Regions from separate parts of the Homo sapiens genome. Here region 1 is linked to region 2. A link is a loop called in an ENCODE intact Hi-C map of the cell type or tissue named here. Cell type or tissue: heart left ventricle. All regions are shown on one strand.

Region 1 (8,000 bases), 520 kb before region 2:
AGCGTATTGGCCTGTTGCCTTTGTCCTGGTTGCCTGTGGTCACCAGGCACTAACCATTATGTCCTCATAGCAGTGCCCAGTAGGGAGCAGAGGGGCAGGGGCAAAAATGTTTCTCCTCTGGAGGCTCTGCTTATTCTGGAAATCTTTCCTGGTGTCATTGACTAGAACAGGATCATGAGGTGTATCAGCCCCATGCTGGTGTGCAGTGAACACTCATTGGGTTGGTTGGGGTTTGCTGATTCAGGCTGGGCTCAGTTGCGTGTGGCTCTAGGCTTCAGGTCTGGTTTGGGTGGGCTCCATGGGTCTCGTTCTGGGGCCCATTAGCGCAAGGAGGACACACCAATGGCACAAGCCATTTCTTTCTTTTTTTTTTTTTTTGCGATGGAGTCTCGCTCTGTGGCCCAGGCTGGAGTACAGCGGCACGATCTTGGCTCGCTGCAACCTCCACCTCCTGGGTTCAAGCGATTCTCCTGCCTCAGGCTTCCAAGTGGCTGGGATTACAGGCACGCACCAGCACACCTGGCTAATTTTTTATATTTTTTTGGCAGAGACGGGGTTTCACCATGTTGACCAGGCTGGCCTTGAACTCCTGACCTCAAGTGATCCACCAACCTCAGCCTCCAGAAGTGCTGGGATTACAGGCATGAGCTACCGCGCCCAGCCACAAGCACATTTCAAACCCCTGCTTGATATTATGAAATGTCCCATTGGCTGGAGCAAGTCATATGGCCAAGACCAAACTCAAAGGGGCAGGAAATCCACTTAGTCTTCCATGAAGACATGATAAGGGGTACAGGTATAATTCCCCTACTGGGGACTCAAGGCCAAACATCCTGCCTTTCCCGAGACCAGTCAACAGGATTTGGGATTGCCATGAACAGCTTAGTCCAAGCACAACTTATGAAGTTATATGGTGTAGTGGTTAAGAGCATGGGCTGTAGAGTTGAACTTCCAGGATCAAATCCCAGCTTCTCCTCCTGCTAGCTATTTGTCCTCGAGCAATTTGTTTATGTCTCTGAGCCTCGGGTTCCTCATCTGTAAAATGAGGGTAGTTACGGTACTACCTCTTAGGGTTGTTGCGATGATTATATTAATATGTGCTTCTAGGCCCAGCGCGGTGGCTCATGCCTGTAATCCCAGCATTTTGGGAGGCCAAGGTGGGTGGATCACCTGAGGTCAGGGGTTTGAGACCAGCCTGACCAACGTGGTGAAACCCCGTGTCTACTAAAAATACAAAAATTAGTGGGCGTGATGGCGGGCGCCTGCAATCCCAGCTACTTGAGAGGCTGAAGCAAGAGAATCGCTTGAACCCAGGGGGCAGAGGTTGCAGTGAGCCGAGACTGTACCACTGCACTCCAGCCTGGGCCACAGAGCGAGACTCCGTCTCAAAAAAAAAAAAAAAAAATGTGCTTCTAAAATTGCCTTGCACATAGTAAGGTGCCATAAGTGTTAGCTCTGATCCTCTGGGGTAGCTAAGGTCTTGGTACTTCTGCTGTCCTCGATAGCTATAACATCCTAACCAGCAAGGAAGCAGGGAGGAATGGCAGCTGGACAAGCAGGACCTGTGTCTGCCTCAGTGTGTCCTGCCAGGGAGGGCCCCCATCTTGCTCTGTGTGTCTTTCTCATTGCTCACAAACAGCTCTGCAGCGAATGTACCACAATTGCTTTTTCATTAGTAGCCGCAGCATTCACATCCGGTAGCTCTTGACCACTGAGGTTTGCAGTTAATGGTGGCCTCGCACACTGAAACATGAAGCTGAACAGTTTACTCCAGCCTTGTTAGGTTGGAATCAGCCACTTGAATAAAGAACACCACTTCATTACCTGCTCTTGGGTCAAGCTGAAAGGAGAAAGAGCATCTCACCAGATGTCCCATGTGCCGGGGCTTCAGTGTTCTCAGGGATTCCAAGTGTGTTCATTCCAGAGAATTCTCAATCAAAGCGCGACCCCAGGCAGACACATTTTCACACCAGCATCCCCACAGCATGTGTGGAAGAAAGGGGGGTTGGATTTGTGTAGATCTAAGTCAAACTAATTAGCTGTCAGCTGCATCACATCTGGAGATCAAATATAAATTTTTGGCCTCAAAAACCATTCCGGTCCCTGTCATTTCCGTTCTCCTGGTACCAGGCCATCTTTTGTAGCATGGCTCTAATATGTTTCTCTATGCTGCCAAAACCCTGCAGCTTGCTAAGCATGGACTCCCAAGTCATCTGCCATTGGTGACTGTAACACCCTTTTACTTTGTGAGAGGTAGAGTTAGAGACCCAGGTCTTTTGCTGGGACAGATAGGTAGGAGTGGGTAATTTCACTTCCGGCATGTCGGAATGCAGTTTTCATGGGGAAAACAGAAGTGCTTTTGTGGAAATTTTGAATGCACGGTGGAAACCAGTGACAAATTTGGGTTAATGTAAATATGATGTGAGAAATGAAAACCAGAGGTGAGCAGGAGCTCTCAGCTTTAACAAGAGGCTTTCATTGTTTTCTACCATGTGTAGCAAATATTTAACAGTTGCCTATTAATGGGGTCCTTCACCACTGATACAGTTCTGTGTGTCCAAAGATCACAGACTCTGGGGTCTGACACGAGCTGATTTTGACCCATCTCCTGCTGAATTTCATCAGCTGCCTCAGCTTGGATCGGGTGTAGATTTTGCTTCTCAGGAGAGGTCTGTGCGTCTGGCAATGGGAGAGTGGCCAGAGAACAGAGCCAGCAGCAGTTTTATTCTATTTAGATTATTTAAAGTGTTTTTCCCCTGGTGGAAAATAATATGTTTCTGGTTTAACTTGATTTTAAATCACTGCCATGTTATTGTAAATAATGTGACACCTCATTTCTTGAGAGAAGCTTGGAATGTGGTTATGGAATCCCAAGTATATGAATGACAAATTGGCTTTGTGAATTTGATTCTTCTCCATGGCAAAAGATAACGCAATTTTTTGTATATTCTAAAATCAAAGCAATATTTGGTATGGGGTACTTCTAGGAACTTCCCACTAGGGGGCAGTGTACTTTCAGGTTTTTTTTTAACATGCAGCCAGTGGTTCCCATAGTGTCGTCCCTGGAACAGCAGCACCCAGGAATTTGTTAAAAATGTGAATTCTCTGGCCTCCACCCAGACCTACTGAATCAGAAGCTCTGGCAGTGGGGCCCAGCAATCTGCTTTTTATTTTTATTTTTATTTTTTTGAGACAAGGTCTCACTCTGCCGCCCAGGCAGGAGTGCAGTGGCGCGATCTCGGCTCACTTTCAACATCTGCCTCCCTGGTTCGAGTGATTCTCCTGCCTCAGCCTCCCGAGTAGCTGGGATTACAGGTGTGCACCACCACGCCCGGTTAATTTTTTATTTTTTATTTATTATTTTTTTTTTTTTTACGGAGTCTTGCTCTGTCGCCCAGGCTGGAGTGCAGTGGCACGATCTTGGCTCACTGCAACCTCCACCTCCCAGGTTCAAGTGATTCTCCTGTCTCAGCCAGGTTCACGCCACCACACCCAGATAATTTTTGTATTTTTAGTAGAGACGGGGTTTCACCATGTTGGTCAGGATGGTTTCGATCTTTTGACCTCGTGATCTGCCTGCCTCGGCCTCCCAAAGTGCTGGGATTACAGGCGTGAGCCACCAAGCCCGGCCTGTAAATAACATTTTATTGGAATACAGCCTCACTTATTTGCATATTGTCTGTGGCTACTTTCAGCTTACAGTGGCAGAGTTGACAGATGGCCTAAAATATTTACTATCTGGCTCTTTACAGAAAAAGGGTTAGATAGATGCAGAGGTTATTTAGCAAGGCCTTGAGGAATTGGGTCATTAGCTCCAGGAGAGTTGAGGGACCCAAGGTGGGAGACCTTGAGTACTGAAGTGGCCAAGAATGTTTTTGGGGGGTGGGGAGAGAGTAGGAGCAGCATGGAGGAGATAAGAGGCTTGGGTGAGGCGTGGAGAGGGGACATCGAGAGGCTTTCAATTGCTATGCTAATGCCCTCAAATACAAATACCAACCAGAAAACCTACCAATTAGGATCACCTTGACTCATCTGTAAATAACAACTATTTATCCATCTGTAATCAATGAAGATGATTCCTGTTGGGATTTTAATTTACATCTGTTTTAAATTTTCATGCACTTTCTTTCAAAGGACTTGTGAATGTGCATATTAAAGTGCAGAGAAAAAGAAGACATTTGCCAATAAAACAGAATGGACCACATTACACAAAACTCTTTGCATTTATTTCCATCTTTAGTACCAGCTACTGCACTGGAATTTCTTTCTTTTTTTTTTCTTTTTCTTTCTTTCCTTTCTTTTTTTTTTTTTTAAGACAGAGTCTCACTCTGTTGCCCAGGCTGGAGTGCAGTGATGTGATCTCGGCTCACTGCAACCTCTGCCTCCTGGCTTCAAGTGATTCTCCTGCCTCAGTCTCCTCAGTAGCTAGGACTACAGGCATGCATCACCATTTCTGTATTTTTAGTAGAGACAGGGTTTTGCCTTGTTAGTAAGGCTGGTCTCGAACTTCTGACATCAGATGATCTGCGTGCCTTAGCCTCCCAAAGTGCTGGGATTACAGGTGTGAGCTACTGCGCCCGGTCTGGAATTTCTTAAGCAATATTTTCCAGGTGTTTTGAGCCTATTTTGTGCTGGGTAATTTTCATATATTGCATTTATTGAATTTCCACAATACTCTGACAAATACACATCAATTCTTCTATCTTTCAGAAGAAGGCAACAGCTCAGAGAAGTCACGTAATTCTCAGCTGGGCGCGGTGGCTCACACCTGTAATCCCAGCACTTTGGGAGGCTGAGGCAGGTGGATTGCCTGAGGTCGGGAGTTCAAGACCAGCTTGACCAACATGGAGGAAACCCATCTCTATTAAGAATACAAAATTAGCTGGGTGTGGTGGCTCATGTCTGTAATCCCAGCTACTTGGGAGGCTGAGGCAGGAGAATCACTTGAACCTGGGAGGCGGAGGTTGCAGTGAGCCGAGATCATGCCATTACACTCCAGCCTGGGCAGTAAGAGCAAAATTCTGTCAAAAAAAAAAAAAAAGTCAGGTAACTCTCTAAGGCAGGCCAGCTGGACCCTGAATTTGAACCCCATGAACCAATCTTGGCATTAGTCAGAGCTGAGTCCACGGCTCCGAGCTTCCTCCGTCTTGAATGTCTTCCTAATTGTGCTGTGCTTGGTGTTCTTTTTATAGGCTGGTAGCTAGGCCTTGCAGTCTTACTTACATTATTATATTATTATCCTTCCTAGCAGAACCCTAATTAATTAATCATATAGAAATGGTTCCTTATTTAGTCCGTTAAGTTAAATTGAGGCCTTTAGTGAGAGGAGCCAGAAGCCTTGGCCCAAGTGTAGCAGGTCCCAGTCCGCGGGACTAAACATCTGAGAGACACGGGACAGAGTGACCAAGGGCGGGAGGCTGCTCTTCAGAACAGATGTACCTGCAGCTTGCCATCGTCGGGCCATGGGAAGGAAACGAGGCAAAAAACAAATGCATGGTCAGGACAATTTGTTAGATCCAGGGCTAGTTTTTAACTCTCAGTGTTGGCCTGTAAACACATTACCCTGCCTAGGAGTGGGCTCATGATCCCACCCAGAGACTGACTTTGACTGCTGGAAAAAGGTCCCTTTTGTAAGCAGAGTCACACTAGGGCATCTGGAAATAAATGTGCTGGGGCATGTTGGTGTTTTATTCCCCAGCGTTCTATGTTTGTTGTCTTGGGAAGTGTTGACAGGTGCACAAGGCAGAAGTAATAACAAAAGTGTTTGTGGGTGCTCTTGAGAAAAGGTGTGCTAGGCTGTTTTTTTTTTTTTTTTTTTTGAGACAGACTCTTGATCTGTCGCTCGGGCTGGAGTGTCGTGGTGCGATCTTAGCTCACTGCAACCTCTGCCTCCCAGGTTCAAGTGATTCTCCTGCCTCAGCCTCCTGAGTAACTGAGATTACAGGTGCCCGCCACCATGCCCAGCTAATTTTTTTTTTTTGTATTTTTAGTAGAGACGGGGTTTTGCCATGTTACCCAAGCTGGTCTCGAACTCCTGTGGCTCAGGCAATCTGTCTGCCTTGGCCCTCCAAAGTGCCAGGATTACAGGTGTGATCCACCGCATCCGGCCAGCTGTTTTTGCATTGCTGTAAATGAATACCTGAGGCTGGGTCATTTATAAAAAGAGGTTTAATTGGCTCACGGTTCTGCAGGCTGTATGAGAAGCATGGTGCCAACATCTGCTCGGCTTCTGGTGAGGACCTCAGGAAGCTTACAATCATGGTGGAAGGTAAAGGGGGAGCAGGCACGAGAGTGGGAGCAAAAGAGTGGGGTTGGGGGGCGGTTCCAGACTTTTAAAGAACCGGAACTCATGTGAACTCACGGAGCAAGAACTCACTTATCACCAAGGGGATGTCGTTAACCCATTCATGAAGGATCTGCCCTGGTGGTCCAGTCATCTCCCACCAGGCCCCACCCCCGACATTAGGAATCATATTTCAGTGTGAGATTTGGGGGGAACAAACAAACATCCAAACCATATAGAAAGACATCCCCTGGTTCTCAACAGCCCCCACTCTCATTTTTTGCAGGAGGTGCGGAAGGTGAAATGGGTAGGTGGCTTATGAGCATAAGCTGTTGGTAATTAGATCCTTCCTTGGCCTCAAGTCCTCCCTATTTCTCAATTGGCCACGCTGTTGGAGAAAAAGGTGTGGGACAGGCCTTTAGGATCACATTACTGAGGGAGAGGAGGCAGTTTCAGAGGACACATTCCCGGGGATTTGTTTACCTGTTGACCGGATCTTGTGGAGGGCTCCAGAGAGCCTGTTCCCGACAGGCGACCTCCAGCGCTGTGGGTGAAGGGTGAACATGGAAGCTGATGGCCATGACTGTCAGAGGAGCTGCAGTGGGGTCTACTGGATGGGCAGGCCCGTGTGGGATGGAATGAGGCTCAGGGGAGTGGCAAGTCCAGAAACAACTGTAACAGAGGAGGGACTAAATATGATGAGGTGGGAGGATCAAGAAATGCAGAAAAGATGCAGAGGGGTCAGATATGGTGGCTCATACCTGTAATCCTCGTGCTTTGGGAGGATAAGGCAGGAGGATGGCTTGAGGCTGGGATTTTGAGACCAGCCTGGGCAACATAGTGAGACCTCATCTCTATAAAAAGTAAAAAAAATTAGCCAGGTGTGGTGGCGCCTGCCTGTAGTTCTAGCTACTTGGGAGGCTGAGGTGGGAGGAACACTTGAGCCTGGGAGGTTGAGGCTGCAGTGAGCCATGATCACGTCACTGCACTCCAGCCTTGGCCTGGATGATAGAGAGAGACCCTGTCTCAAAAAGCAAACAGACAAACAAACACACACCAAGCAGGAGCCTAAAGAGCCACTCCACTCACGTAGAGAAAACTTCACACACAGGAGCTGATTTTCGGAGCGTGAGAGCCCTATGGCTGGGCACTGTGGTGGTCCTTGCCCTCCAGACAAGGGAGCAAAGGCTCAGAGGTTTACGCTACCGGTTCCAGACCACACTGCTGTGAGTGGCAAGGTGGGGCTTCGAATCCAGCCCTATCGGCTGCCAAAGCCGCATTGCTCATCCACCAAGCCACACTTCCTCTCAGCCCTGCCTGTTCATTAAGGCTCTTCTCGGAAGCTCCAGGTGCCCGCATACCCTCTCCCAGTGCCCCTGCCATCTGTCCTGACTCCCTGCCTGTCAGAGCTTGGATACCACGTGGTACTTGGCCTTCTCCCGTAGATGCTTCTCCCCTACAGACCTGGCCCAGATAGGCAGGCCTTTGCCAGCCTGGCCATGCCTGGCTTGGGCGAATGTCGACTCGTGTCGTCCTGTGAGCACGCCATCCCAGGGCACTATGGTGGATGCCTCTGTAGCACAAAGAGACTGGGCCAGGGTCCTTGAGGGCTCGGGCTGGAGCGGGGGCCCTCACATTCCTGCTGCCTGCCAGCACTGTCTCCAAATGCCTGTCAGGTTGTAAAGGCGAAGAGTTGTGCATAACAGCTGCAGAAATC
Region 2 (8,000 bases):
CAGCTCCCACCACTGCCCATAAAAGGAGCATAGTCAGACAAGGCAGATCTGGAGGATAAGATGAGGAAGATAAAAATCATTCTTTGAATGGTATGACTTAGAAAACCTAGGTCAAACTGGCTTCACCATAAGGGGAATTAACTGGATTCGAGGTGAGTCCTCAGGTGAGGGCTTCCTCCAGCAGCTCGAGTGGCGTCACTACGGTGTGGTTTAAAATCAGTCCATGCGTTCTTTGGCACTTCCTTTAAAAGGAATCCTAGTTATGCTTCCCTTGGCTGTGGGCTGGACATAGTGACTTGCTTCTAATGAATAGAAAAAAAGCAAAGATGATAGTGTGCAGGTTGTAGAAGGCACTGTGGCTTCCTTCTCTCTATCACACACACAATCATCATCATCATCATCGTCATCGTCATCGTCATCATCGCTCTGGGGAAAGCTAGCTGCTATGGAGAGCCCGCTTGGTGAGGCACTGAGACCTCCTGCCAATTGCCACATGAGTGCACCATCTTCAAAGTGGATCCTCCAGCCCCATCTTGGAAGTGGATGACTGCACCCCTAGCCAACATCTTAACTATAAACACATTAGAGACCCTGAGCCAGAACCACTAATTGGGATCTCTTCCAATTTCCAATCCTCAACTCTGGCGACTCTGGGAGATAATAAATGTTTTTTGTTATTGTTGTTTTTTTTTGTTTTCAAGACAGAGTCTTGCTCTGTCACCCAGGCTGGAGTGCAGTAGCCCGATCTTGGCTCCTTGTAACCTCTGCCTCCCGGGTTCTAGCAATTCTCCTGCCTCAGCCTCCCGAGTAGCTGGAATTACAGGCGCCTGCCACCACGCTCGGCTAATTTTTGTATTCTTAGTAGAGACGGGGTTTCACCATGTTGGCCAGGCTGGTCTTGAACTCTTAACCTCGTGATCCACCTGCCTCGGCCTCCCAAAGTGCTGGGATTACAGGCATGAACCACTGCGCCTGGCCCAATAAATGTTTTAAACTGCTAAATTGGGGGTGATTTGTTACACAGCAATAAGTAACTAATAACACCACAGACTAGGTTCTATTTCTTCTTTCATTGTTTTCTTTTTTTCTTATTTTGGAGACAGGGTCTCCTTCTGTTGCCCAGGCTGGAGTGCAGTGGTGCAATCACGGCTCATTGCAGCCTCTATTCAAGCGATTCTCCTGGGCTAAAGTGATCCACCCATCTCAGACTCCCAAGTAACTGGGACCAAGTAACTGGCTAATAAAAAAAGATTTTTTTTTTTTAGTAGAGAAGAGGTCTCACAATGTTGCCCAGGCTTGTCTTGAACACAAGCTGAAACGATCCTCCCGCCTTGTCCTCCCAAAGTGCTGGGATTGCAGGTGTGAACCACTGTGCCTGGCCTAGGTTCTTTTTCTTCTTGAAGTCTCTGGGCTCTGCCTTCCTCTGTATGTTGACTTCATTCTCAACAGAAATTTTTGGGAATAAGAGCTACTGCATCTCTAGCTCTCACATCCCCTTAACACACTGTCCAGGGAAAGAGAGTACCTCTTCCAGTACTCCTGTAGAAATGAAAAGCAGCTTCTCTCCCTCAAAAAGCTCCACTGACTTCTCTTGGCAAATCCTTGGCTCTGACTGAGGTAGTGTTCATTTCTGTGACTAGAGAGATTGGATGCATATGGCTTCTCCTCCAGGGTCATCAGAGCCCACCCTGGAAGAGTGCTACCAACCCCACCCACTAGCATAGAATTCCAGTAGAGCCCAATATGGCTCTGATGGTGGGAGAGACAGGGAACATATGCTGGGAAGCCATGTAATAGCCATGACATCGGGGTAGTACGTGGAAGGCTCAGAACAGAAAATTCCCCACAGGCCCCAGAACATCCTCTAGAGCAGCAGTCCCCAACCTTTTTGACACCAGGGACCAGTTTTGTGGAAGACAATTTTTCCACAGGCAGCAGGAGCATGGTTTCAGGATGAAATCTTCCCACCTCAGATCATCAGTCATTAGATTCTCATAAGGAGCACAAAACCTAGATCTCTCAAATGCACACTTCACAGTAGGGTTCGTGCTCCTATGAGGATCTTTTTTTTTTTTGACTGGAAGTCTAGCTCTGTCACCCAGGCTGGAGTGCAGTGGCTCGATCTTGGCCCACTGCAACCTCCGCCTCCCGGGCTTAAGCGATTCTTCTGCCTCAGCCTCCTGAGTAGCTGAGACTACAGGTGCGTGCCACCACACCCGGCTCACAGTGAGCCAAGATTGTGTCACTGCACTCCAGCCTGGATGACAGAGTGAGACTTCATCTCAAAAAAAAAAAAAAAAAAAGGCCAGGCACGTGGTGGCTCACACCTGTAATCCCAGCACTTTGGGAGGCTGAGGCGGGTGGATCATGAGGTTAGGAGTTCGAGACCAGTCTGGTCAACATGGTGAAACCCTGTCTCTACTAATAAGGCTTAGAGGTGAAGGGGTGGGTTCTGGAGTCAGACAGACAAGATCTAAATCCTGGTTCTATTGCTCACCAGCTATGTGACTTTCTTTTTTTTTGAGACAGATTCTGCCTCCCAGGCTCAGGAGATCTTCCTGCCTCAGCTCCCAGAGTAGCTGGGACTACAGGTGCGTGCCATCACGCCTGGCTAATTTTTTTGTAGAGATGGGGTTTCTCCATGTTACCAAGGCTGGCCTCAAACTCCTGGGCTCAAGCAATATGCCTGCCTTGGCCTTCTAAAGTGCTAGGATTACAGGCGTGAGCCACCGCGCCCAGCCTATGTGACCTTTGTGTGCCTTGGTTCCTTCATCTATAAAATGGGAGAAGAATGCCCAGGAACACAGGTGGAAGAATTAATGAGATGCAGTAAGGGCTCAGTGCTGGAATTACAGGTGGGAGCCACCGCACCCAGCCTGTGTGAAAATTTTAAGAATTAGAATCAGGCCGGGCACCGTGGCTCATGCCTGTAATCCCAGCACTTTGGGAGGCCAAGGCAGGTGGATCGCTTGAGCCCAGGAGTTCAAGACCAGCCTGGGCCACATGAAAAACCCAGTCTCTACAAAAAAATTTTTTTAATTAGCCAGGCATGGTGGCATGCGTCTGTAGTCCCAGCTACTTGGGAGGCTAAGGTGGGAGGATTGCCTGAGCCCAGGAGGTCGAGGCTGCAGTGAGTTGTGATCATGCCATGTACTCCAAGCCTGGGCAACAGTATGAGACCCTGTCTAAAAAAAAAAAAAAAAAAATCAGAATCACTTTGCTCTAAAACAGATCTTTCAGATAATAAGAGCAGAGCTATGGCAGCCAGGTGTGGTGGCTCACACCTGTAATCCCAGCACTTTGGGAGGCCAAGGCCAGCGGATCATCTGAGGTCGGGAGTTGGAGACCAGCCTGAGCAACATGGAGAAACCCCATCTGTACTAAAAATACAAAAATTAGCTGGGCATGGTGGCACATGCCTGTAATCCCAGCTATTCAGGAGGCTAAGGCAGGAGAATAACTTGAACCTGGGAGGTGGAGGTTGCGGTGAGCCAATATCACACCACTGCACTCTAGCTTGGGCAACAAGAGCGAAACTCCACGTCAAAAAAAAAAAGAAAAAAAGAGTAGAGCTATCTGTAGCTATTAAAGAAGAGAAAAAATAAGAGGAAAACAATATTTGCTGAGGATTTATTATGTACCAGGCATGGCACTAAACCTGTTTAGAGGTCCTGTCTCATTTAATCCTCACAGCCTTATGAGGTAAATACTATTATTAACCCTGTTTCACAGGTAATGAAACAGATGCACAGAACAACTGAGTGTGTTCATTGACTGTCATTCATTCACTCAATGCCTCGCCTGTGCCAGGCCTTGGGGACTCCCCAGTACACAAAGTAGACAAAGGCCCAAGTCGCCTGCTGTTGAAGGACTAGAAAGTGGGTTCCCTAGGACCCTCGGGGGAGCGTCTTCAGAGCCCAAGTGCATGACCACGATGGAACGGGATCCTCATGAAGTAGTGAGTTTCCTGCCACTGAAGGTATGCAAGTGAGAGCTGGGGACTTGCTGGGAAGGAATTCCCGCTTGGGATGGGCTGGAGCCAGTGGACGGCAGGAGCCCTGTAGCTGTTCTTCAAGTTCTGCAATCCTACAGGGAACCTCTGAGCACTGAATCAAAGCCTCCCACTTGCAGGATAAAAGGTGGGGAGGAGGAAAAAGGAAAGGGGAAGAAAGCATGGAGAAGCCGGAGGGGCAGGACTGACCTCAGGGCATCAGCTCCACAGCAGGCACCCAGGCCCGGGTGCCACCTAGTGGAAGGCTCAGAAAACGAAGAGAAGGCCAGAGAGAGGGACAGAGACGAAGAAATTGAGAGTGACGGATGAGTGTGTCCCTGAGCTAACTCAGGAGCCCTACCTCAGTGTCCCAGACCCTTCTGAATAATGACACTGGATATAGTGAAATTTAAGACTTTTTTCCCCTGTATTTTGACCTCTCTAAAGTCAGATACGTCTTACAATGAATGCGGTGGTGGTTTAATAGGTGGTGGTGCATCCTACAATTGCACGTATGTAAGATTTGATGGAACACTGAAAACTGTCATTGATGGAGCCCTTGTGACATGCCAGGCATGAGCTAAGCCCTCTACCTGTATGATGTTATTGAATCCATGCCCATTTAACAGAAGAGGAAACAGAGGAGGCTGAGGGAGGTGAAGTCATGTGCCCAGGTCTCACAGTAAGTATGTCTGTGGCTGAGAAGCTGGCTGCAGGACTGCTGACCACTGCTACACTGCACAGCTCCCCTCTCTGTGTCACCAGTCACCTTGTTTTATCACTGCCTGAGTGTCCCCTGGCTCCCACCCTCGACCCCTGCCCACATGCCATGATCTCCGCTGGGACAGGGCCTGTGTTTCATTTGTCTAATTTAATGCTCACAAAAACCCTGTGAAGGTGGGTACCATCACTACCATTTGACCTACAGAGGTTAAAGTTTAAATAAATAGAAGCATCTGGCTGGGTGTGATGGCTCATGCCTGTAATTCCAGCACTTTGGGAGACCGAGGCGGGCAGATCACTTGAGGCCAGGAGTTCCAGACCAACCTGGCCAACATGGCAAAACCCTGTCTCTACTAAAAATACAAAAATTAGGCTGGGCATGCTGGCTCACGCCTGTAATCCTAGCACTTTGGGAGGCCGAGGCGGGTAGATCACCTGAGGTCAGGAGTTCGAGACCAACCTGGTCAACATGGTGAAACCCTGTCTCTACTAAAAAATACAAAAAAAATTAGTTGGGCATGGCACGCTCCTGTAATCCCAGCTACTCGGGAGGCTGAGGCTAGAGAATCACTTGAACCCGGGAGGTGGAGGTTGCAGTGAGCCGAGATTGCACCACTGCACTCCAGCCTGGGCGACAGAGCAAGACTCCGTCTCAAAAAAAAAAAAAAAAAGTATGCTATAATTCTAGTTCATATTATGCCCAGTGAAAAAAAGAATATTAAATATTATGTGTATCTGGTATGATCCTGATATTTGTAGCTATGAATGTACTTATAGAGAAAAAACCTGACTCATTTTATATATTAGAGGAGAGGAGCTCAGGGTGGGTTCGGTGTAGCCAGGTAGGACATTTGACCTAGGACAGGTGTCTTTGATTATATTAGGATGGTGGGATTGCCAATAATTTTTTCTCTAGATTTTTATGTTTTCCAAATTCTCTAAAAATGAGCATGTCTTTTTAAAATTAGAAAATATCCTATAAGGCCAGGCGCGGTGGCTCACGCCTGTAATTCCAGCACTTTGGGAGGCCAAGGAGAGCAGATCACTTGAGGCCAGGAATACCAGACCAACCTGGCCAACATGGCAAAACCCTGTCTCTACTAAAAACACAAAAATTAGGCTGGGCACAGTGGCTCATGCCTGTAATCCTGGCACCTTGGGAGGCCGAGGCGGGTGGATCACCTGAGGTCAGGAGTTTGAGACCAGCCTGGTCAACATGGTAAAACCCCGTCTCTACTAAAAAAATACAAAAAAAATTAGCCGGGCATGGTGGCACATGCGTGTAATCCCAGCTACTGGAGAGGCTGAGGCTGGAGAATCAGTTGAACCTGGGAGGTGGAGGTTGCAGTGAGCCAAGATCATGCCACTGCACACGCCAGCCTGGGCAACAGAGCGAGACTTTGTCTGAAAGAAAAAAAAAAGGCATCTAAAATTATTTTTAAATGACTGGGTAAGAAATTTACAACGGGGAGGACTGTGGCTGTGTTTTGATGTTGGCATAGGGGTGACTTTTATTTATTTTCCAATTTTCCTGGCCATAGAAAACACTTTTAAAATGTATGCTATAGCCGGGCACAGTGGCTCACACCTGTAATACCAGCACTTTGGGAGGTCAAGGCGGGTGGATCACCTGACGCTGGGAGTTCGAGACCAGCCTGACCAACATGGAGAAACCCTGTCTTACTAAAAATACAAAATTAGCCGGGCGTGGTTGGCACATGGCTGTAATCCCAGCTGCTCGGGAGGCTGAGGCAGGAGAATCACTTGAACCCGGGAGGCGGAGGTTGCGTTGAGCTGAGATCACACCATTGCACTCCAGCCTGGGCGACAAGAGCAAAACTCTGTCTCAAAAAAAAAAGAAAAAAAGAAAAAAAAGAAAAGAAAATATCATATTAAATGCATTTATAAGTCCAACAAAGATTTGGACAAGAAAGGACATACCAGGCTAGGTGCAGTGGCCCACCCTGTGATCCCAGCACTTTGGGAGGCCAAGGTGGGAGGACTGCTTGAGCTTAGGAGTTTGAGACCAGCTTGGGCAACGTGGCCAAACCCCACTTCTACCAGAAATACAAAAATTAGCTGGGCCTGCTGGCATCCGCCTATAGTCCCAGCTACTCAGGAGGCTGAGGTGGGAGGATGACTTGAGCCCAGGAGGCGGAGGGTGCAGTGAGCTGAGATCACGCTATTGCACTCCAGCCTGGGCGACAGAGCAAGACTCTGCCCCCACCGGCCCCCGCCCTGGCCACCCCCCACCAAAAGAAAAAGGACATTCCAGGCAGAAACAGCAAGAAGCAAGAAAAGCAAAAGAAAGAAAGTGGGAAATCCCAGGGTATGAGCCTTGAACCAGCCATGAGCACCTGGCGGATGCTCGGCAAATCCCTACTGCCTGGGTGGGTCCGACCGGGCTGAGACCAGTTAGGCTTTGGCACCTCCCTCTGGTTGGCTACAGAAGCCAAGCCCCCACGTTTAAAATGCCAGAAGCCCCGGGCCTGGTTGTGCACTGAGGAGGGTCTTGGTGAAGAAACACATGCTGAACTTCATAAGGACCGTTGTTTCACACCCTTTTCCCAGGTGCGGCTTTTCACTCCATGTTACCAGGGTCCACTGGAACCACTTCTCCTCCTACTTCAGACGCCCTGGCTGACCTCACCTGGTCTTTGTTTCCTTCACTACAACAGAAGTTGGGCAATTTTACGAGCACCCTGGCTGAGGCAGTGTGATAGAGTGGGAAAGTGCCGGGGCCATGAGTTTGCTATGGTGTGTGGGAGTGTGGGGACCTTGGGCTAGTTAGTTCGGGGCTTTAGACTATTTTTTTTTTTTTTTGAGATGGAGTCTCGCTCTGTCACCCAGGCTGGAGTGCAATGGTGCGATCTTGGTTCACTGCAACCTCCACCTCCTGGGTTCAAGCAATTCTCCTGCCTCAGCCTCTCAAGTAGCTGGGATTACAGGCGCCCACCACCACGCCCAGCTAATTTTTTGTATTTTTAGTAGAGACGGGGTTTCACTATGTTGGTCAGGATGGTCTCGATCTCCTGACCTCGTGATCCGCCCGCCTCGGCCTCCCAAAGTGCTGGGATTACAGGTGTGAGCCACCGCGCCTGGCCCAGATCAGTGGTTTTCACTTTTTTTTTTTTTTTTGGCTAGGTCCTACTAGTGGCTCTATTTTACAGAGAAAGTTTGAACTATAACTTCCTCCTAAGGACTCTGCAGGCCAGTTTAAAAACTGGCAGCCTAGATATCTATAAAGTAGATAGTTTTGATTTTGTTAATTATAAATCGCATTAGA

What was found. A loop is a pair of places that touch in the nucleus more often than their neighbours do. Peaks named below come from ENCODE experiments on the same cell type or tissue, not always from the same donor. Only the 100,000 strongest peaks of a DNase experiment are listed, where the experiment ranks them.
Region 1: a loop joins it to region 2, with 2.8 times the contacts of the local background. A loop is called at or near these places in 5 of 110 quality-filtered maps.

The regions. Positions count from the first base shown.
Region 1 is chr1:25,200,042-25,208,041 of GRCh38, reverse strand. No RefSeq gene overlaps it. Among named protein-coding and RNA genes, the nearest start is that of SYF2, 28 kb to the left of the region's middle. RefSeq lists a silencer at 6,253-6,427. In heart left ventricle, a CTCF peak has its summit at 3,002 (motif pointing right); no DNase peak of the experiment used is centred here.
Region 2 is chr1:24,684,975-24,692,974 of GRCh38, reverse strand. No RefSeq gene overlaps it. Among named protein-coding and RNA genes, the nearest start is that of SRRM1, 46 kb to the right of the region's middle. In heart left ventricle, CTCF peaks have their summits at 4,055 and 4,255 (motif pointing left); a DNase peak (open chromatin) is centred at 4,214.